3 separate regions of the Homo sapiens genome follow, and all the other regions are linked to region 1. A link is a loop called in an ENCODE intact Hi-C map of the cell type or tissue named here. Cell type or tissue: K562. All regions are shown on one strand.

Region 1 (8,000 bases):
AAGGAGCTTAAATCTAATTGAAAAGAAAAACCAGCTGTGCCCAGGTAAAACACCACAGAGGATAAGAGAGTAAACAAAGTGATAAGCCATATACTATGCAGACAAAAGTTCCTTCTAGAGCTCCAAGAAAGGAAAGATTCATTTTGGTCAAAAGGAAGACTTCATAATAAAAGATGGGATTTGAGTCACAAGCAATAAGGAAAGGCATTCAGAGTAGAGAACAGAATAAATAATCAGTGAGAATGGGCAAGCTATGTGGGAAAAATAATGAGGCAATCAGCCTAACTAAAACAGTTTGGGTTGGAGAGAAACAGGAAATAAGATAGAACAGCTAAGGTTAAGTTATATTAGAAGCTTAGGCTACATGTTGGTAAACAGAATTCTATTTAGGTTCTTGAGCAGAAAGATAACATAATGAAAGTAAGATCATTCCCAATAGTCTGATTAAAATTAATGTTAAGTAGGGGATTTCTAGATTCACAGAACAATTCGTTCTGTCCAAAATTAAAGCACTCCATAAGAAAATTAATTCTATTTAATAAATAGACAAGAATTTTCCCAGTGTTCTTAGTTCCTGCTTAAGATACTGTGATGTGCCCAGTGAAACTCAAGTCTAACACATGCACCCATGGAGCTCTCCACCCAGCTGGAGGAAGAAGGCACTTCTGAAGCATAAGCCTCATTAGCATATGCTCTAAATGTTAAGAACTGTGCTAAATTCTCTGTGGAACAACACTAAGAAAGATAAAGAAAATGAATTTCTACTTTCCCTTAGTTTTAAGTCTAGAAATTTCTGACTGCTTAAACTATACATACCTCACTTTTAAAAACACCAGAACACCCACAGATAATGTCCTGAATTGATACCATAAATGGCAACGTCAAAAGACATGCACACACAACAAAAAAACTAAACACAAGGCTTATTTAAATAATAATAGTAAACTTTCATGCAAAAAACATGTATAGGCATATTGTTTGGAAACATCTTAAATTTAAAAATTGCTTGGAAGCATACCATAACTCTGCTAGAACTCTTGAATGACAATTAAATAAATTGAAATCATAAAATCACTGAGCTTAAATCACCTCAGAGGCCCTTTAATCCAATACTCTAAGCTCTGTTGGAAAATTTCTAATGACAGGTAACTCACTATTTCAGGAAGTGTTTCAGTCAAACATCTAAAAAATTCATTTTGTAATGAGCCAAAAGCTTTTCCCACATAACAGCATTTCAAATATTTGAATCCCATGATCATGTACACTGCAACCAGCCCTACATCCCTACCAGCCAAGTTTTTTCTCAAATTTTACTTGCCTCTCTAAATGGAAAAGTTAACTCTCACTAAACAACTGCCTCTCTTTTTTATTTACATGGGGAGCATGATGTAATGGGAAGACCTCTGGAGAGAAAGTTAGGAAATCCATGTTTGAGTTTTTTTTTTAATTTCCTGAATGAACTCTTTGTGCTTTAGTTTCTTCTTATAAGATGAGGAAGATAATCTAGAGGGTCTCTTAAAGTATTTACCAATTTAATCTTGTACTCTATATTAAATAATTATACCTACATTGAAATTTAACCTCATTTACTGCAGGTACAGACTGTTGCCTGGGAAGCAGGAAAAGCAGTATACAGGAGTAGGGGGGACAGATTTTTTTTTTTAACTATATGAGTTTAAAGAATAGATGGAATCAAGAAATGAAAAATACAAAATGGATGGAACCAAGAAATGAAAAATACAAAATGGATGGAATCAAGAAATGAAAATTATAAAATATAAAAATAAATATACTATTCTGAAAAGCCAATTTTATGTACAAATGATTAATCTATGTCAAATGTGGAGATAAATGTCCAAAAGATAGAGAGAGTATTTTACCTTATGTTTAGTAGCTTCAACGCATTTAGCAGCACTCCCCTTTTTACATCATAGTCTATTTTCTGATCAGTTCCAAAGCTTGGGGCTCGGTTAATCTGAAATTTACAAAGAAGACAATATTGGAAGGTAAATAAATATTCAATACATATTTGTTAATCCAATGTGGGATCTCTAGCCAGTAGAACAACTCTACATTAAACCTCAAAGCTTTACATGGCAGATGGCCCAGTTGTTATTGCCACATCTCCATTCTGCATCACCCTAGGTCAACAAATTGCAAGGGATTGACTATTAGCACCATCTCCTTCCCAAGGCTGCCTTAGTTTAGGAGCTTTACTGTCAGTATAGGCTGGCCTCTCCCTCCATTCCACTCTCTCCACTACCCCATGCAATTTAGGTTTTTTAAGTTTAGGAAAGTTAAAAGTGATTTAGCCTAACAAAAAGGAAATAGTGATATTCATCATGTTACCAACACAGTAATAATTATATCAACACAATAATAATTATATACATCTATATATTTAAAATATGGAAACTATCAGTGCTCCCTTTTCACTGCCTCAGATCTTCAGGAATTCATTAAGATGAAAAATAAAAGAGCTGGAGTGTTTGTTTTTGTCTTTGTTGAGTCTTGTTACTATTGTCATTGTTATAAAAATATAACTGGAATAGCTGATGTTTAAGAAAATTTCTTAATCAGTTAAATCGGTTGGTTAGAACACTGCTGAGTTCAACACAACAGCTTAGCTTCTTGACCACCAACTAATCCCTTAGGCTATCTCAAACATATGTATATATGCTACTAGTCACAGTTATACACATCTGTCACCACAAGAGACAAAACAATTGAAAGCATTCATTCCACAACTTGCACCTGAAGAAATATCACATTATAATCAAGAAATTACCCAGGAATACAACATCTTTAATTAGAAATGTGTCACAGGTTCACCGCAGAAAAATAAGTAAAACTAAGGAAAACAAATAACAAAAGATACCTGTAATCCCACTACTTAACACTTAGTGTCGTGTTAACCGTTTGGTAGATAGTATTCCAGATATTTTCTATGTATACATATTTAAAATATTCATTTTACCTTCCAAATGCATGTCTATACTAACCATACTTTATTTTACATTCCAAGCTTTTCTCTTAATAATGTATCATGAAAATCTTTCATCATGCCATCATTTTGATGGATGCATGGTACTCCTTTTATAGAGATATGCCATGTTGTATTTTGATTCCTTTGTTGATTTCTGATTTAAAAGGTGGTGGACACATTCCTTTATTTGTGATATAGTCTCAAGGAGAAGGAAATAGCTTGAAAACGGCAATAACATCCATTTATTATAGGTCAATTTGAGAAAGGGAGTTTATTAATCTATTACGAAAGCTCTAAGCATTTCCCTTTGCAAGTGCAAAGAAAGGGTAAAGTAATATATTTTATGGGAGAAAAGTTTCAACCATACTGATTCAAATTTCTGGAGTTTATAATACAACTAATGACAGTGTTGCCACTATATGTGACATGGTTATAAACTAAACCAGACATTAAAGAACTGATGAGTCAGTGGTCCATTGGCATGTTATCTGTCTTTGTAGAATTCCTCAGAGTTTCCATTCCAAATTTCAGTGTGGAATTGTGCCAGGCATATCCCTCCTCCAGGATGGTACTGAGGTCTTGGTATAAAGCCATCTCAGATCTCAATCTCTCTCTCTCTCCTTACCTATTTCAAATTTTTCCCTCTACTATAAGATAAATTGGTCTATGAAGAGGTATACCCACACAAGATAAACTATTAATAATATGTGGAAAGGCAGGAAACCTTTTTCAATTTAGGTTTTCATTCAGGGTTGTTCTTGTTTTTTTTTTTTTAAGTTTTATGAGAAAGGTAAAGAAAAAAAATAAAAGAAAAACCACAAATGGCTGACAGAAGAAACTAAAAATTAGTGTTCCACCCAGCCAAAATTCTCCTCTATAATGAGATGATTTATTTGGTTCTCATTTCCTACCCCAATTCTAAAACAGACAAAACATAGATGTTAAAGTCTCAAAATTCAACAGCTTGTAAATGCATTAAGAAATGAAAATTATTATAAAATATATATTAGTAAACACTATTTTCAACTGTCCTAAAAAGTTTTATCAAAACAATCACTTTTTCCACAAATTAAAGTATCCATAATAGCTTCTGTGCTCCTAAGTTAGTGCTGTTCCCTCTGCACCACAGCCTTTCCCCACCCCTACTTTATCTCTCTCAGCCCCCAGCCCCTACCCCAACCTTCTGTAGCCCTACAATCTTTGCTCAGGTGTTTCTTCTGTAAAGATTCTTTTTAACTCTCCGATACACACAGGTACACAGAGATATTAATCATGCTATTGTTTTTGTCATTTCCCTTTTACCTACTAGTACTTATAACTATTACCATAAAATGCACATCTGAATAATGGCTACACCAGGGCAAGTATTCTGTCTTCTTATATTCCCACCACCTAACACAATGACTATAACTTAGTAGGTTCCTGTTTAATTTAAGAGTACTTAAAACTATTGGTGGTATCTTCATACTCCACCAAAGTTCCATGTTTTTCCTAAAAAAATGTTTTCTACTTATGAAAATTTGTGCAATTCTGCCACTAGCAATCAGTCCCTGAAATTATTCTGGTTAACTAAAAGTTATCACATACCCAGAAGCACCTTCTACCTTATTCCACTTGATGGCGCCAAAAGGTTTTTAACAATGTATATTAGCCCCACCAAAATATCAGCAGGGAGCAAAACACAAGGCAAGATTGAAGATTCTTTTAACTGTTTTAATATAACAAATGTTCATTATTCACAGCTCTTGGTTATTGTGGAGTGTTTTAATGGTTCTGATTGATCTAGAAACAACGAAGGAAAGAGTAAAGAATGAAGAAACATTCATGCAAACAATGGTTATTTTGAATCTTTTAAAATCCAGAATTCAACCATTCAGTCAATTCTGATTTAGCAAGCTAATGGAAAGCTCTAGTGAAGCAAATGTTTCTTCTAAAAAGGTAACTAAGATATCTATAAAGTCATTATTTCCTACTATCCTCCTTATGCATGTGCCTTCACTTTTTCCCCACTCCATCAATGACAAAAGAAAAGTAACAGGGGCAGAAGACAATATAGCTAAGAACAGGAAAGGACTGCTGCAGAAAAAGTAAGAAATCTAAAGAAAACTTCAGGCCTTAGCAAGATGAAGGGTCCATAGTGCATAGTCAAGTGTTTTCATATCCAAGGAACGGAGGAAGCAAAGGATAAGTAAAACTTCCTCACATTTATCTTATCTCTAAGACCCAGGCTGGAGCAAAATATGAACATCCAACAGAGAGAACTGCATTTCCTTGGAGACACAATACATGTTACTGTTTAAAGTAGATGTGACCACACATAGGCGCGCGCACACACACACACACACACAATCTTTGGCCCTCAAATTAGAAAAGTGTCATTTCTTTGAAATGTATTTTTAGTATCATCTCACCTACCACTCATTTAATTTGCTTATGCAAACCTTGATATTACACACACAACTTCTAACTTATAAATCACTAACAAAAAGAGAGATACTTGATTTAAAATGAAAGGTAGTGGTTGACTACATCTTCTACAGCTGTATGTTCCTGATTACGTTTCCAAAACATGATATTTAAGCGGCCACGAGAAGGTGTGTAAACCCAGATCAAGGAGCTTAAAGGGAACTGCTGGATGGGATCTTCTGGACCACGTGACTTCTAAGGTTTCTTCTGGGTAATATAAATATAACTAGCAGGAAAAAATATAAAAATTGTCAACAGAGATAATTTTTACTTTCTCCTTTTTACTATTCTGTATGTGTTACATGACCTTTTATCATCCAAGAAAAATAATGGTAACTCTCACCCTACCAGGGACTGGCAGCAAACCTGAAGGCATACAGTTGACAGTCTCCCTGAGGGAAGCCCCAGGTATATAACATGGCCTTAAAGGAGAAATTTACCACCTGGGGTATCGAATACTGAATACTGATTAATGAACCAATTGGAGCCTCTCGGAGAGTCTGAAGGGGAGACACACTGAAGGCAAGATCCTGAAGCCCAGGCACTCACAGAGAGGAGAGACACTATCCAGAACTCATGATGTGGTAGAAGCCAGGAGGCTGAGAAAATAGTAGAGCAAGTAAGCAACAAAACAGTAAAAGCACCTCCACACTTCAATCCCAAATACCTGGCCTAGAAACTCAGCTGATGCTAATTTGGGAAAAGTAATATCAAACACTGTGATTCATTCTTAGAACTGTTCTAGTCCCTGAATTTTTATCCTCTTCTTCCCACTTATTCCATTCAGCCTTCATTCTGGACAGTTAATGGGACAACTGTGTTAAGTACACATTTTTAAAGCATTTATTTTAATACGTAAGGACAGTGATAACTCTTCTTTTTTCTTAAAGAATGCCTTACCTCCAGAAGCCATGGCTTTAGTTTTCTATCCAACAAAATATCAAATCCCAGGACTTCAAAGCAGACACTTTCGCTTCCTGGAGGTTGACCAGGTCTACACATTCGATAGGCATGCAGGACATGAGGTTCTGCTACAATCAGGGTCTTTACCACCAATTCCTATAAGATTGTGATAAAAGAAGTGAAAATGCCTTTGTATCTCATTTCATATGTGCAAATATAACCGGGGCCCACAAACTGGCAGCCTGGCCAAGTTTACAAAGCTCTGTGGCATCTAGCCCCTGCCACTGCTCTGACTTCATTCTTCACTCTTACCCCTGCCCACTGCACTCCTCACACTTGCTTTGGGTTCCTCAAGTAAGTGACACTTCTTCCTATCTTAAGTCCTTTGAGTTAGCTGTTCCCTCTTGTGGAATAATCTTTCCCCTATATTCCCAAGTCTGGCTCTTAGACATTCAGAGAGGCCTTCCTAACCCTCAAGTTAAAAGCAGCCACCCTTCATTTCTTACTGCACCACTACACACAGCATATAACAAGCTGATATTTTTCTTTTTACATTAGAGAAGGGTCCTTGTCTGACTTATTTATAACACCATTCCCAGTGCCTACAATAGTAGCTGGCATTTAGTAGATATTCAAGTAAATCTACTACTTTGTAAACAAGTAAAACAAAGCTGATAAATGTGGTTTCTATATGTTAAAAACAAGTAAGGTAGGAGCATACGCTAGCCCCATCCAGAAGAGATGAGGGTGACAGGAAGGAAAAATTCCAAGGAGAGTAAATTATTTCACAAACACCAGTAGAGAAACTCCACTTAGATAAAGGCTGAAAGGGCTGGAAGACAAAATCTTGAGAGTTGAGTTTCTTTATTCAGTGATGATTTTGTAGTGTATAAGTTTTATCTGAGAAGACTGTTACCAATTAAAAGACTGGCTCTCAATATTTTCTGAGAGAAAACACATAATACTACTAGGGTGAGTTATTAACCCTAATTTTTAAAAAGTTGTTTTACTGAAGTTTCAGAATAAGCTGTAGGAGAAAAGCTGTCTCATTTATTTTTGCTCAGAAGACACTGTCATTTTAACTCCCTCTCTACAGGTATAGGCAATAGAAAAAGACAGTTAAGAACCTGGCTCTAAAATAGGCTTCTTATGTTTCTTCCTGGCTTTGTAACTTGTTAGCTGTGCAACCTCAGTCATGTTGCTTAAACTTTGTGTGTCTCATTTTTCCTAAATATAATCTGCAAAAGGTTAATGTAAGAAAAAAATGAGATTCCATGTAAGACTCTTAGCATAGAGCCCAGAGTACTATTATTGTTACTGTTACTCTATCATTCCTCTAGAATTCCACCTTATATATCAGGTTAGACTCAAATATTCCACTACCTGGTGGAACAATATTTATTCTATGGGTGATAAAAGGGAAGACAGAAGTTAACCTCACTGTTACCCAGAACCACAATCCAGTTTATATTTGGGAATAAGTATCAGATGTCCCATGAGAGGCTGTTTTCAAAAAATTTTGTTCAAGGTTAACAAATTCATGACAGCACCATAGCATATAAAATAAAAGACAAAAAGCCACTTTATATAAATCTTCACCAATATTACTGAAACCACTTGAGAGCAGAAAAAGTTAAAACTTTGA
Region 2 (8,000 bases), 190 kb after region 1:
CTTCTTTCTGGAGAGAGCAGGTGTCTCACATCTCTAGTCAGCCATCTTGTACCAAAATCCCATTATTTGTAATTTTCTAAATAGATAATAGATAATATATTCAAAATGTATACATTTTAACATTACAGACAGAAATATGGACTTGAAGCAAATATTCCAAAATATCAATAATAGTATTTCTGGGTGCTGGGAATAAGAGTGACAAAAGAAAAAATCTAAGAAACAAATATAAAACAGCCATCATTCTCTTTGGTTACCTAATATAAAGCTTAAAGTGAAGAAGAAAGCCTGGAAAATGGCATTGCAGACCTGAGAACAGCAGAAAGAGTGAAATAACAGCTCCCCACCAAGGACACTGACCTTTGAAACACAGCATCAGTGACTACAGTAGGAAAACCTAGGACTCTGCTTGGAAACAGAGGGGACTTAAGGATCACTTATAATAATATTTACTTCTTCAGTTGAGGAAGGTGGGAAGTCATTTCTGTTGTTACCTAGCAGCTCTTAGAGATGAGTTTATATACCAAAAGTAGTTGACATATGTATCAAAAGTAGGATAATCTAAGAAATACTCTTGTTTTTGGAATATATATTTAATGAGTTTCAGTTGCAAGAAGCAGAGACCCTATTCAAACTGATTGAAACAGAAAGGAAATAATTTTTTAAGGTAACTTCAAAGTTCAAGTGGTGAAACAGCATTTAGGCATTGCAGTATCCAGGACCTCAAATGATGTCATTAGATTTATATATTTTTCTCCCTCTTTCTGTGTTTGTCTCTCTGCCTCTGCCATGTCTTTCTCTGTCTTACAGTATGAATATGATTTTTTTCATTGTTCAGAAGCTGGAGCTGGAAGTGACTGAAATACTTCTGAGAAACCTTATTTCCATGACCATGCTTGTCATCAGAAATACATATTCAAATATCATAGAAGAGCATCTAGTGGGGAGAACTTTATTTTTATCCAAAACTTTAAGAACAAGGAGTCCAGGAAATATATTTTATAGCTTTCCAACCTGTCCAACTATTAAAGAAGGAGAATGGAAGGGACATTGAATGAACCAATTTACAATATCCAGCATGGTCCACTCTTTTGGCTGTTCATCACCTATTTATACCCTTCTACTGATGCTTTCAAAGAATGGCAATTACACTATTCTACAGCTAACTTAATGCTACTGTCCTTCATATAAATGAAAACACTCAACTTCTACCCAAAAAGAGAGATCTAAAAATCCATCAGCCCGTATATCAATTTCTAGATGATATTCACTCATATCATTTAGCCATAATATCACCTTGACTTTCCACAGCCCTAGTACTAAATTATAAAGTTAATGACCACGCCTTATGTAAAATTCCTGGGGAAAGGCAAGAAGGAAATTGATGTGTTTATATGTACACACATACATAGGCACACATATAGCATAGCAAGGTGGCATTTATGAGTAGCTGCTATAGTCCTTGTTCTGTTTGAAAGTTGCTATAAATTTCCCACTGCAGCATATAAGTGTAGAAGGGATTCTTTTTCAGGGTAGTAGTTTAGACCATCATTCTTGAATCATTGAGACCTTGGTAGTGTTTCCTATATTGGAATACTGAAGTCTTCTCTGTTTTTATACTCAATATGCAAATTACAAGAAAGTACCCCACCTCCATCTATAACACAACTTTATGTCTCAGTAATAACCAGGATTAATCACTCAAACAGAAGTAACTTTCCTTTTCGGCCTGTATTTTTCAGTGAAATGTGACCAGAATGCCCAGCTGGCACTCTAAACTTCTGGTTCAAGGGATTAATTGTTACAGGTACTCCCCATACTTGAAGAGTACTTCTAAATTCATATTTCTTGAAGAGTACTTCCAAGGGTATTAAAATGTCTCAACTGTTAAAGAGTCCAAAGTTACAGAGACAAGAAGTAGAAAATTTTCAAATGGGTAACTTATCATACTATAGTTCATTAATTTTGACATACATACTTTTGTCTCACATTTTAGTGTATTCGAAATTAGGATGCTTCCTAAAATGATGACATCAGTCAGGCAATTCTTGTGATGTGCTTGTTATTGTCTATACATGCACAAACATGAAAATGCGTATCAGCAGGTTGGAAGAAAATATAGGAGATGGTAGTAGAGCGCCTCAAAAAATACTGTATCAATATTTTTGATATAAAGAACAATAATTGTGTAAAAACACACAATAATGACTGTGCATCAAAAAATAGTCTGGAAGAGTCAGACTATGAATATGAAAGCATTTTAGGAATTTCTTAACAAGTTTAAAATTTTTTTCACTTCATATGTTTACAAGAGTGATATTAAAAAGTTATGTCTAAATAAATCAAAAATAGTTCTCTCTTAATAGGGAAAAAATTTATAACTGACAAAGTATCTCATAGTTTAATTGCTGTACATTTTTCTTTTTTTTCTTAGTGGTACATGATATAATGGTGATTTTTATAATTGATAGTCATAGATTCAGTGAAATAGGGTGGTGATATCTACCACTCCCACCTCCACCTTCTGGTTCCCAGATACTTGTTTTTTATGGTTGAAGAAACACCAGGTAATGGTCCCTGAGAAGTTTCTTTTGTGTATGAGCTACAAGATTTCAAGACTTTTCAAATCTTGATCTTAGGTAATTTTTGAAGTAACAATAATCACTAATAGTTTGTCTTTAATGTTCTTGTACTAGCTATCACGAGTTTTATGTATCTTTGTTATTGTTACTATTTTGTGTCAATTGCCAAGAGACTTAAACATCTTTTCTAACATGTTCATATTCTCTTGATTAATTACATTATGAAACAACATGCCTATTCATTATTTTTATTTGGAATTTTTCCTTTTTTCATGATTTAGTGTATTTGTTACAAAAAATAACTTGAATTCACTTTTCTATATAGGAACATTTTTATTGATTTTATGTCTCCTCTTTATAATCTCTTTCATATTTCATTATGTTTCTTCTAAATTTATCTTGTTTTTTTAATACATAAATTTGAAGATGAAAAAGGAGGTACTCCTCATATACATTCATGTATTATACATATATATTCATATACATATATATGTACACATTCAAATCACAAGTCTGTCATTTTTAACTTTTTAATTGAAAAATCCCCAAACTTCTTGCCAATCGTAGCTAAAACTGTACATTACCCCTAAACTTTCCCTTATTCAGATCTCTAAAATGCCTGGTGCCACTCCATTAGCACCTGACATAATGGAAAGTGTGAAGAAGGGGAAGTTGGAGAGAAAAGAGACAGCAATCTCAACCAATTGCTATTAAAATATCTTACTTTTGCAAGTCTTACAAAAGCATGTGTCCTTGTGAACACAATGCTAGAATCTCTCCCAGGGTATTAGAAGGGTTGCCTGCACTTGAGAGGTCCTGAAATTTAATCTCTGTTAGCTTCACAGTAAACCTGCTGTGGCCCTCAGATTTCAGTTCTCTTTGTGAGAGAAGCCCTCTCCTCTGGCTGGCAATTTATGATTCCCTTGCACACACTCTCTTTTCTGGGGTCTATAGGACATAAATGTATTTTCCCTGCTATTCCAAGTTGAGCCCCCTCTCAACATAATTCTTTTCACTCTGCCACTGAGCAGAGGTGGTTTTATCTACCATTTAGTACCTTTACATTTTGTACATTTGGTGAGTCCCCCCAAAACAGTCCCTAACTCTTATAAATCCTAGCAGATAGGGTACATGTTAAGTCTCTGAGTGGTTTCCTTGAAGCCCCTCAGTTGATTTGAGGTAAGGGTGACCTCCTGCCCTGAATGTGTTGCATACCTCATAACTGCTCCAAAACAATTCTCTCCAGCACTCTTCAGCCTCTCCCTCTGATGTAAATTGGCTAATGTTGGCAGATCTGGCTTTAAAATCTAGTTTCTGTGGGTGGTTTTATTTTTCATTTGGGAAGGCTGGTCACCTGATAGAAAAATAAAAATAACCATGTTAAGACAAATTGGTGTTTTAGCTGTCTGCTTAATTGCTTTTGGCCTTCAGTTTTCTCTTTGAAATCTTATACTCAATTGAGCAAATGTTTCTCAGTTGAGGGTTTATGTGTTCTAAGTCCTGTGATAGGTACCAGGAATGCAGAGATAAACAGATCCATTGTAAACAGTCAAATGTAATAGAAGAATCATATGGCTAATCTGCCATATATTAAGTCATAGTGTCTAAATTGCATTAAACCAGCTCAATATAAGAACAACTGTTTTCTTAAAAGTTATATGAGATTTTATAAAAGATTTTACCTTGCCATTATATAGTAATTATGATTGAACTTACCAAATTAAATGTAATGTGACGTTTACTAGTATTTTTCCATTAAATTGTTAGTGAATTAAAAGGACGTTTTGGAATTATATGGGGGATCTTTGGAAGACTTAATTTTTTCATGGGTTGTATAAATAGATTTATGAGAGGGAAAATGGATATTAGTTTCTGATATGGTAGTTTATGTGAGAATTTTATAGTTTGATTTGTATAAATAAAATAATGTTATTGCATATTTCTGGTACATTACACTTTTATTTGTATAATAACCTAAACTTGTGTTTATCTTATATTGCTAAAATTTAAGGTAATGACAATAAAAGATTTTTCTGGTATGTATGTGAAGCCTAAATGGCCCCATTCTGCCACCTTCTGGCTGACTCCGTAGCTTATAATATTGTGAGGTAAGTGTCATCTAACCGTTCTGCCATGGTTGGCAGCAGACCATATATTTGGGGCCTGGGTGATTTAAAACAGGGTCAGTTTAAGCAATAATGTAGTTCTAGTGCCTCAGGCTCACCTTTATTTCATAGTTCTAAAATGTGTTAGAATTTATTGGAATAGAATACCACATAGTGATGTATGAGATTGTTTCTCCCAGGGTATGGAGTTGTAGTTAATTTTGACTTTTCTGCAATACTAAAGTTTCTTCAGATATTACTTGATAATTAAAACTGTATCAACATGGTAAGCTATTTATCAGAATCATCATAAGAAAGTTACTTGGAGAGTGATATAGAAATGAAAGTTACTGAAATCAGCACCAATTCCTTATAGAGAAACTAATGGGTTCAGTAATCACTTACTAGAGTTCTAAAATAAAAGGAGAAACCATATGTACAACAACAAAGTACTAACAAAATCTTAGTAATTTAAACCTCTAGTTTTGTGACACTTCTATATATTGCCATTTATTAAAAAAAAGAATTTGGGAAGGCTTAAAACTTTTGGAAATGTAATTCATTTAAAATTGGTTTGATAAACTTTTTGGAGAGGGATAGAGAAAATAAAGTAGAACGCTATAAAATGTTGCAATTTGTGACCTTTTGCAGCACACTTAACCTCTTTGTCACTCTGGAAAATGGGATAATAATATCCAATATAAAGGTAGATTGTTGTGAGGAATAAATGCTTTATTTACTTCATGTGAAACACTTAGAATGATATCTGACATATAATAAGTTAGCATTGTTATAGTCAATCTTACAACATTTAGAATATGTTACATAGTCTAATATAAATGGATTCCAAAATATTCTAGGCAGTAAGCTTTGTATTTTCTTAACATTTTTACACTCAATAATATTAAATTAAAAGAGAGAAATTGAAGACTGGAAATGCATAGCTCCCTAAAGTAGTGTAGAAATATATGTGATATATTGGGGCCTAATAAAGGGCCTTTATTTCTGTCTGTGACTCATCTTTTAGATACCTAAAGCTATCTCATAAAAAAGCTATGGTATCTTGAAGAAATTAATCAATTTAAAAACATTTATTGAGTGTATACTGTGTGATCATCAGTGTGTTAGATTCTGGTAAGAAATGATATGAGAAACTCACAAAAAGAAGTATAAACATGCAATTACTACAATGTGGTCAGTACAGTAACGTGGGTGTTAATATATTTTAGGAACTAGAAGAGAAGAAATAACATTGAACTACACTTTGATTAACAAGTAGGAATTAGCTAGGAGAAAGTCGTCTTACATAAATGGAACTTCTATGCATGATTTTTGACTACTGGTTTACCTGAAGTTTCTTACATTTTGTATTAGTATAACTTTACAGCCTTTCATATCCAGAATGCTTTTACACACATTATCTGAAGAGTGAGGTTTTCAGGTTATTATCTGAATGGTGAAAATTGGGTTTCTATCGTAGTAATTATGGGTGAAGGGGAAATATGTGTTTTTTAAAACTGGACATTTGTAATGTTGCTGTCTGAGCCTATAGCCCCCTACCTTCACCTCTTTATGCTGTGGAGTCAGGCAACTACACTAGCAGTCAAATGCCTGAGGTTCGCAGTTTGCCCTATCAGTGCTCTTGAGGGTTCTCATGTGAGTGAAAGGAGTGACTATCCCATGCCCTGCACCATTTCTGTGGTGGTAGTGGTGGTTGAGGGAAGAAGTTTCATCTTCACATTTCAGGTATTTAGAAAGCCCATCTGGAGATTTAGTTATGGGACTACCTGGCTATAGTCTTGGCTAGGGCGTTAGTAGATCAATGAAATTTTCTCATCAACACGAAGGGCTCTAAGTGTTAAAGGGAGACAGTGCCCACATCAACCATGACTAGGAGTTTCACATGTCCATATTTCATACATTTTAGTACTCTGGAAATAGAATCCCACTTTCCTCATCCCCATCACCTTATTACATTTAAGTCTTGTGTTAATTTTCTATTATTGCTATAACTAAATAGTGGCTTAAATAGTGGCTTAAAATAACACCCATTTATTATCTCACTGTTCTGTAGGTCAGAATTCTGGCAGGCTCTTATCTGGAGTTTCTGGGGAAGAATTTACTTCCAAGCTGATCCATACTTCTGGCAGAATCCAGTACCTTATGGTTATAGGACTAGGGTCTCTGTTTCTTGGTTGACTGTCATCTAGGGGGCTCCCTTAGCTCTTAGAGCCCTCTCTCTGGTGCTTCTACATAGGCTGTAATATCTCAGAGCCAGTAATGGTGTGCTGATCATTCTCACACGTGAAATTTCATGACATGTTGCCATGGCTCTCTTCTGCTCCTAGCTGGACAAGGTTCTCTGCTTTCAAGAGCAAATTTTTTTAGATCGGGCCCACCTAAGTAATCCAGAGGAATCTATTTAGTCACTAATTAGTAGCCTTAATTACATCCGCAGAGTCCAGTTAGGCATATATTGAAACATATCCACAGTTTCCAGGCAGTAGATGGAATTAATAGGGGGAGCATTCTGCTTATCAGAAATCCATCGGGAGTTTAGAAAGAAGAGGAAGTACAGAGAGCCTACGACCTTTGGTATGCATTTCAAGACTCAGTCACAATTAAGAGGAGGATCTACTTAATAGTTAAAGAAAATTTAAACCATCTTTCTTCCCTAATACAACCAGAAGTATAAACTAGTTGTTAACAGATATGCATATGATTAAAATAAAATTTAGAAGGCAGTGATGTGTTTCAGACTCATATTCAGCTATCTTTTTGAAATCTCCATTTGTATGTCTAGTAAGCATCTCAAATTTAATATGTCCAATAGAATTTTTTATTACAACACCCCTCCAGCCCCTTCCTTCAGAAATGGGATAGTTCCCTTGACCCCTTCGCGGGACTCACAAAGGGATTGACTTGTTTACTCAGCTCGCAGCTCTCATCCCCTCACGGGACGGGGAGCATGCAGGTGAGTGGGTACAGGGACTGGGACAAGTGCTTCTGGGCATCCGCAGGAGTAGAATCCTGTGCAGTCCAGTGGAAGCTTCCTGGGGGGTGGGGGGGAGGGGAGGGGAACCTGTGACCTCCGGAGTCCTAGAGGGCATGTGTTACAGTGTGCTCATTTAGCTTTGCCATCCACAGACAACTTAAGTGTTTAACAGATCAGTGGAGGGTCAGGGTGACAGCCTTTTGCACCCGCCCTCTTGGTACCCGAGTACTTGTCTGGCATCCAGGAAGAATAAGGTCATATGAATGAATTGAAGGGTGGTGAATGTGGAGGATTTTACTGAGCAGTAGAAGTGGCTCT
Region 3 (8,000 bases), 840 kb after region 1:
TCCTGTATAGCCTGATATCCCTCATCTTTGCAAATGAGCCATGGGGTGTGTGTGTGTGTGTGTGTGTGTATGTGTCTGTGTATGTGTGTGTATGCATGTATGTGTGTGTGAGTGTGTGTATATGTGTATGTGTGTATATGTATGTGTGTGTGTATTTGTGTGTGTGTGTGGGTGTGTGTATGTGTGTATTTGTGTGTGTGTGTATGTGTGTATGTGTATGTGTGTATGTTTTCAGTCCATTCTTACCTCCAAGGTTTCTTTCTTCCTTATGCATAGAAATTTTACAGTTCAAGATAAAGAGATTTACACTGGGATGATCAGCATCAGTCATCAAAATTCACTCTGTCATATCTTTCCATACTCCTGTATCAGTTAGGAATCTCTATTGGCTGCTAATAACAGACTGAAAAAAAATGTGCAATAAGTATATAGTGTGGAGGTAGATTGCATAGATTTGGCAGTTCCACAGTGTCATCAGGAACTCAAGTGCTTCGATCTCGCTCTTTTGGCATATGATTTCCATCCTCAAACCAGCCTCAGTCTCAAATATGGCTACAATAACTCCAGTCATTAAACCTGCTTTACAGATAGGGAGCAAAAAAACAGAGGGAGGGGAAAGAAGAGAAAAAGATCATATTTCAACTATTTTTCCCTCTTTCAAGAGTCTTCCTGGAAGTCCCACTCAGCAACATCCATTTATATTTCATTGGCCCAAATTTAGTCTATGGGAACTACATGCAAGGGAAGCTGGTTGTGGTGTCACCATGCATAACTGTAGCTCATTATTAAGGAAGCCTGGGAGAATAAATATTCCATCGAAACAACAGGCACGTGCCTCACCCCAGCTTTACTCTGCTTGCCCTGTTTCACCACCAAGACCCATCTAAGTTGTGACTTTAGATCTGTTTGGGTTTGAGTTCTTCCTTAAATCAGTGTTTTGTTTTTAATGTTTATTATTTATTCTCTGTATGGATTGGCCATTTGTGGCTAGTGATGCTCTTCAACCAGACAGACTGAGCAACTCCACCCAATGAGGCTGTAGTCTTAACTTAAACAGAAGTCTAATGCCTCCAGGGTCGCCTGCTGTTAATCTGCCAACACCATCAAAGATGCTAATGCAGAAAGAGGCAAACAACCTGTTAATTGAGCCTTTATTGTGCCTTGTTTAATCCTTCCAACCAACATCTCTATGAGGTTAATCCCCATTTTATAGGTGAGGAAACCAAAGATCAGAGAGATTAAGTAAGTTGTCCAAGATCACAGCTGACAGTGAAATTTAAGCCTTGATATGTTTTATTCTAGAGTTTTCCCTATTATCCTGTATTTCAGCCATCTCTGAAAAATTGGAGCCCACAAGATGTGAGCTATGCCCAGAACTCACCAGCTCTAGCCTGGTTGGAGTCACTAATTTCAGAGGCTACTCTTGGCCCTTTGCCAATCTGCAAGATGGAAGCAGGAGGGGGAGTGGATAGTTTTCTGTCGTCTGGTTCTCAACCTTGGTGCTGTTCAACTTCTTTCCCATTGTGGCATATGTTAAAAGTGATAATCTTCATGCAGCCTGGGGGTAGCGGAGGCTGGCTGATCTGGGCTCCCTCCTGCCAGAGGCTGAAGGGTCCACATCTTGGCGGACTCCATGGTCTTTTTCTCTTGCTATCCCCTCTTCCAGGAAAACTAATGTCTTTTTCTCTTGCTATCCCCTCTTCCAGGAAAACTAATGTCTTTTTCTCCCCCAAGGTCTAATCCAGGATCCCACACTGCATTTTCCTGTGATATCTCCTGTCTTCTCCAATCTGTGACATCCTCAGTCTTTCCTAGTCTTTCATGACATTGACACTTTTCTTGAAGAGTATTGCTAGGTATTTTTGTAGAATGTCTCTTACATTGGGTTTGTCTGATGTTTTCTCATGATTAGATTGAGATCATGCATTTTTGGCAGGAATGCCATGAAAGTGATGCACTCAGCTCATCGTGGCAGGCGTACATGAGGGCAATATGTCTTATTATGGTGATGTTGACCCTGAGCAGTGGGTTAAGGTGCTGCCTGCTGGTTTTCCCACTGTTAAGTCATTACTTTTTCCCTTTATAATTAGTAAGTGTCTTAGGAGAGATACTTTGAGGCTATTCAAATATTCTATTTCCCTTCAAACTTCTGCCCACTAATATTAGCATCCATCTGTGGATCTTGCTTATGGTACTCTAAAGGTGATTTTATACGATTTGCATTCCTTTTTAGTTGTAATTCTTCAGAAAGGAAGATTTGTCTTTTCTCTATTTTATTATATTGTTTATTTATACAATTATTGATTCATAGATATTAATTTTACTCTATAAATTATAATCCAATGCTATGGTTATTTATTTTGCTGCATAAATTGTTCCCATTCTGGCCACTCTTTCAGGTAAGTTCCCATGCTTGTCCAAGATGCCATCAACCTTTTTGGGGTACTTCCTTACTTTCTGGTACCACCACAGTCTCCAGGCTCGTCTTGGATATTTCCTGTCTCAGTCCTTATCCAAAAAAGCCCTGGTTTCTTCTGTTGAAGAATATATTAGAAAATAAGACCTAGGTTCTATGTGGCATTATTTATCATTATAAGGTAATTTGGAATCAAAATAAATTTCAGTTTGAGGATGAAAAGTGTGGAGATTAGTGAGGGTACCCGATTGCCCAACATTACACAGCTCAGAACTGGCAGACAAAAAGCTCAAACCAGGGCAGATTCTGTACTCTTAACCTCTCCACTAGCGTAAATGCCTCATTTATTATAAATATGAATTACTACTTGGCAGAAAACGTGCAGATGTGCCAGATAAATGTGATTTCTGGTTGATGGAGTGTCCGATAAAGTAGACTTGTCTATAAAAACAAACTTGGCATCCGATAAATATTTTTAGATAGATTTTGTTGAAAGAATCATCATTATCCTCAGACATTTCTTGGTATCTATGAAATTTCTGTAGAGTTCAGTTGTACTTAATTCCTTTATGGAACATGGTAGAACATATATAAAATAATAATGAATATAGAAATATGAAATAGAACAAAAATAACTGCAGGTTCACTTTCTGGATCCCCATGGCCTTTGGCTGGAAACTTGATGGTGGGGTTCACTCTCTCTTTGCCTGTTGCTTTAGTAAACCAAGGAACCAAGGCCTAGGGACATGAGCAACTTGCATTTGGCCAGTGGTGGGCAGAGTGGAGCTGGAATCAAGATTTCCTGGCTGGATCCCCAAACATTTTTGACCCTCATGATCTGACCAAGTAAATCTCAGGGCAGGACAACAGCATCCCCAGAGACTAAGCCCAGATGGGCAGGGCCACACACCCTGTATCATCTAAGAGGCCCCATATCATCTAAGAGGCCACCTTGTGGCCCACGCCCGTGTATCATCTAAGAGGCCCTGTCCACACTGCTGGGAAGTAGTCCTGGCAACTTCACTCCCTTTCTGTGTTTAACTCTCAACACCAAACCCAACTCCTGCATCAAATGCAGTTAAGAATCCAAGACAAATATGCCTAAAGAGGGGAAAACCTGGTGGCTGGATGGAATGAGATTGACTGGGAGGAGGAGACTGGTTTCTAGTCCTGGCTGGAGTACTAGAGTTTTGCACTTAACCAGTTGTTTATGCCAGGCAAGATCTTTCATCTCTCTGAGCTCTACTTTCCTGGCTTAAAATGATACGGTTGGATTAGATGACCTCTAAGGCCCTATTCTGCTTTGAAATTTTTGGAAGCTTCAAATTCCTTTGCAGAATTTCCCTGAGAGGTCCTTGGACCAGTCAGTCTCACCGGTAGAGCTCTTGCGCCACCTAGTGGTGGACTCAGAGGCCTTTTTCTCCCTTCTGCGTTCAGGTCCCGCCTCAACTGGAACAAGAGAACAAAGCCATTTCAGCCCTTTGCAGGACTGTGGCAAACTGCCAGACCTGGGAGGAACACATGTTTAATACATGTCCTAGAAAGATATGCTGTGTGAACACACTGCCACTCCTTATGGCAAAGGCCTTAGTGCGGTGGGCATGTGGTTACAAAGCCAGGTTCCTGATGTCAAGAACACCCAGCAAGGTGCCCTGATAAATACCACCCAGAAGAGATGTGTTTGGGGTACTCTCTCTGTATGCTGATCTGTTACACACTGATCCTTAACGCTTTCAGCTGCTCCCTGGTTAACAGTCATTAGGCAGGCATGCAGCACTGTCATCCTGGGCCTCAGCCCTGCTGTCAGAACCCTCCTCCAGATACCTGAAGCAAAAAGAGGCAGGGGACCCCTTAGGTGTACTGCTGATTTGGAGAAATCCTTCATCCGACGGAAGGTCTTTCTAGGTTCCTCCCCTGACACTCCTATCTAAATAAAAACTACTTCTGAAGCCTGCATGACCCTTAGAGTTGGAATCATCTGAGCTGTGGAGCACTTACCCAACATATCCTGGGATTTGTCAAATGTTGCCGGTGATTCCAGAATTGCAGCTGACTACCTAATAGCAGACATCATGTCACTCCGCTCATGGTGACTGCTGTTAATCTGGATCTGGAAGTTCCATGTCGTTTGCTTTTGGCTTCTATGTCCTGGCGAGGCAAGTACAGGCAGCACTGTTGGTGCCCATTGTACGGGCAAGAAAACCAAGGTTTGAAAACAGGTTCGGTGACTCCCCACATAACCAAAGGGAGTGGTGGAGTTACAATAACATGAAGGAACTCTGACTCCCTTGTCCAATCACGCAGGGTTTAGTCATTTGTTTTTATGATCTCAATGAGGGGCCTTTGGCTCATAGTTCATTAATTTTCATCACAAACACTATTGAAAACCATTAATTGCCTGTGCTTTAAATAGCAGTGTGGAGTTTTTTCCTTGCCTAGCAAGACAATGGGTGTCAGTGGGTAGAAGGAGCACTGGGCTGGGGACCAAAAATCCTGGACTCTTGTTTGACAAGGTCACCACCAAACTGAGGGGCCTGGGAAGTCACAACCACTGAGGCCTCCCTCTCCCCATCTAGGAAGCGAAGAGGGCAGGAGTAAGGTACCTTCCCTCCCAGAACTCCATATGTGAAAGAAAGGGCATTTCTGATTTAGGGTATGTTTCACTTTCTCTAACCTTGGATCTGTCCCAGTAAAATGATTAAGCGAGGATATCTGTCTTTGCCAAAGTATGACTTACCTGGTCAGTCCAGATTGTTCAGGTGGGCTTATTGCTTTCTTGATTTGTAACCTTTTGTTTTCCAGTGACCTGGACTGTTTTTGGTATAGAATTTCATTCCCAGGTGATAAATTCCTTTAGGGAAGTGATAGCAAACAGGTTTAATCTTGAGGGCCCTTCAAATCAGTGAGCAGTGGCTGTCGGGAGCTCTGTGTTAATGTCTCTGAGGCCATGCTGTAAGGCGCCATGGGAACATGATTGATTAGCCATGTCTGCTGTGGGCAGGGGCTGGGGAATGCAGAGGGGAAGGGCTGTATCTGGGATAGCACTGTGGAATTGGAGCAAGGGAAGCCATGCCGAGTGAAAAGGCACAGAGCTGCTTAGAAGCAGAGCAGGGATAGGAATCCACACCTCCTCCCTTCCAATTCAGTGGCCTCCCACACAAGACTTCCTCTTTATTTGGTGTGATGGGCAATCAGGTGCTTAGAAGATACTTTCCGATGATGAGGATGAAACTGATGGTCTGGCAGCAGCTTTCTGCCTGCTCTCTCAGCAATGTGTAAACCCACACATGTGTTTTTCCCTTTCTGAGACACAGAAAGGCTCAACCTTTGACAAGAGATTGTCCAGGAAACATCAGTAAACACACCAAATGCCTACATTCCCATTAAAACATGCCTATCTCCTTCTAGGCAGTTCCAAGCGAGACTTCTAAGAGGTCTGCCTTGCACAACTCACAGGCAGCAGCTGTGAGGAGGAGAGGTGCACCCCAGGCTGTGGGTGGGAGGACAGAGGGAATGGGGAGGCAGGAACAATGGACCAGCCTCCTTGGCCTCACAGGAGGCGTCTGAATGAACGATGATGGCTCTTGGCCTTCCAAATGGCAAAGACACATTCCCAGAGAGGCCGGCTGTGGAGGGCTCCTGCCCAGATGGACTCGCTGTACTGTGAAGGAGCATTCTGTGTTCCCTAACTGGCAGCGGCTGCCCAGCCCATCAGCTTGCCTGACTGCACACCAAGGGCCCTGACGGCTTTCTCATGGGGCACCCCGGGGCTTCTGCCCCAAGCAGATGCTGGGCTTTATGTTCCCACAGAGAAGGCTTGCCCGTGGCGGTCCATCCATCTTCCTCTCCTTCATCTGAGAGGCAGTGTGGCCTGCCCTGAGGGTCTGCAGGGAGCGCTCTCACCAGGCCTGGGAGGATGCTGCCAGGGAGGAGAGTGCCCTGGAGCCTGAATGCCTCTTTTGTTTGCAATGAAATAAAATCTGCCCTTTTAAAAAGCATCCACGCTGCCAAAATCCCAGGTAAAGGGGGTGTGGTTGACTTGCTGCTAGGGAGGAATTCCTTAAGCTCTGCAGGCTATACACCCTCCACAGGAAAGGCCTGGGCCTGGCTGTTGATGATGATGGGATTTCTCCCCCAACACATGCACCTCCCTTGGCTGGCAGGCAACTCAGGAGTGAGGAATGACCAAAGCCAATTCCCAGAGCAGCGGAGGAGCACGGTTCACCTTCCAGTCAGTGCCTCAGGGCAAGCCCTTTCCATCCTCTCCATAGCGCCACCTCTCAGCGGGAGAAATGCTTGGTTCACACACAGGGTCCACCCTGCTCCCACCTGGCTCTTTGAGCTAACGAAGTATCACCCTTTACAGGTCCTGGTTCTGATGCACCAAGATGTCTGATAATAATAAAAAAAAAAAGCCCAGTAGTTACTCACACTCCAAGGTGCCTGGGCTTTCTTCTGGGAGGTTGCTCCCTTCTTTGCGGCCATCACCACACATTCCTCTAGTAAGGAAACCCCAAGAGGCCGGATGTCTGCAGCACATGAGCTGTGTGTATTCCCACACCATGATTATTGCCAAGAGGTTAGAAACTGAACATGATTTGGGTCCTGAGGGGCCTTAAATCACTGTCAAATGGGAATTTGCTATAAACCAGCTGAGACCAGGGACTAAGTTCCTGTCTCCAAGAACTCCACGAAGGACCCTGCAAGAGAAGAGAGCACATTCCATTGTTTAGACTAAGCTGAATCCCAACTACTCAAGGCATCCTGGCCTTTGGGATTGGATAAGGTAAGTTTTGTAAGGATTCCTGACCCAAGCTGTCATGTCAAGCTTCTTTACCCATCTGGCCATATTTCATGTTCGGATCCATCACGCAGTTCTCTGCATTTTATTGACAATGCACAGGCCGTTTCCTGTGTGTAACTCCTTGCCACCCTCAGGAGGAAGGTCCTCAGACAAATATATGAATGTTCATTCATTCAACAAGCATTTATTCAGCATCTACTATATTCCTGGCCCAGTGCCAGGCTCAGCGTCTCCTGTGGATCCTCATGGGGCCTTCAGATATGAAAAGAAAAGTACAAAATGATGCAGGTGCTATGGTAGACTTAAGTATTAGGCTCCATGGGAGCACAGAGTAAGAATAAGTCATTTCCTAGATGGGCAGTGAGTTGAACTCAGGGTGAGGGGCCAGCGAATCCTCCCAACACCTAACATCTGGAGTTGTTTTGGGGGGTAAAGTACACGCAGCTCTTATGTGTACTCTTGGATCTGCATGCCAGGCATTGTGTTGTCTGCCTGCCCATCTGGTTGGACCAGCATCTGGGGGGTGGGTCAAGTCATCCAAGCTCCAAGGAGATGGGTAGGACAAGAGATTGTCAGTATCTTACTTGTCCACAATGGGAGCTATATTTGTGCATGGGAGGGTATAACTGCCTGGACAGAGGCCACTCCTTCTGGGGCACAACCCTGCCCAGGAAACCCCAAATAGAGGTTTGCTTCAATAAGAGCTATGTTTATCTAGGAAACATTCCAAGTTGTGGAGAAAAAAAGGAGAATAAAAGAAAAAGAAGAAACCTTCCATCC

The links. Peaks named below come from ENCODE experiments on the same cell type or tissue, not always from the same donor. Only the 100,000 strongest peaks of a DNase experiment are listed, where the experiment ranks them.
Region 2: it touches region 1 in a loop (9-fold over the local background); 93 of 110 quality-filtered maps call a loop at or near these places.
Region 3: it touches region 1 in a loop (6-fold over the local background); 31 of 110 quality-filtered maps call a loop at or near these places.

Annotation. Positions count from the first base shown.
Region 1 is chr1:83,927,256-83,935,255 of GRCh38, forward strand. It overlaps TTLL7 (tubulin tyrosine ligase like 7), which reads right to left. Exons shown (of 21, transcript NM_024686.6): 9 at 6,353-6,511; 10 at 1,881-1,975. Among named protein-coding and RNA genes, the nearest start is that of TTLL7-IT1, 53 kb to the right of the region's middle. In K562, a CTCF peak has its summit at 4,600 (motif pointing right); DNase peaks (open chromatin) are centred at 4,646 and 5,206.
Region 2 is chr1:84,118,335-84,126,334 of GRCh38, forward strand. It overlaps a transcript of PRKACB not described here. Among named protein-coding and RNA genes, the nearest start is that of PRKACB, 22 kb to the right of the region's middle. RefSeq lists an enhancer at 4,581-4,730. In K562, a CTCF peak has its summit at 4,649 (motif pointing left); a DNase peak (open chromatin) is centred at 4,667.
Region 3 is chr1:84,768,720-84,776,719 of GRCh38, forward strand. No RefSeq gene overlaps it. Among named protein-coding and RNA genes, the nearest start is that of SSX2IP, 82 kb to the left of the region's middle. RefSeq lists an enhancer at 6,141-6,640. In K562, CTCF peaks have their summits at 3,215 and 3,809 (motif pointing left); a DNase peak (open chromatin) is centred at 3,832; H3K27me3 peaks cover 993 bases.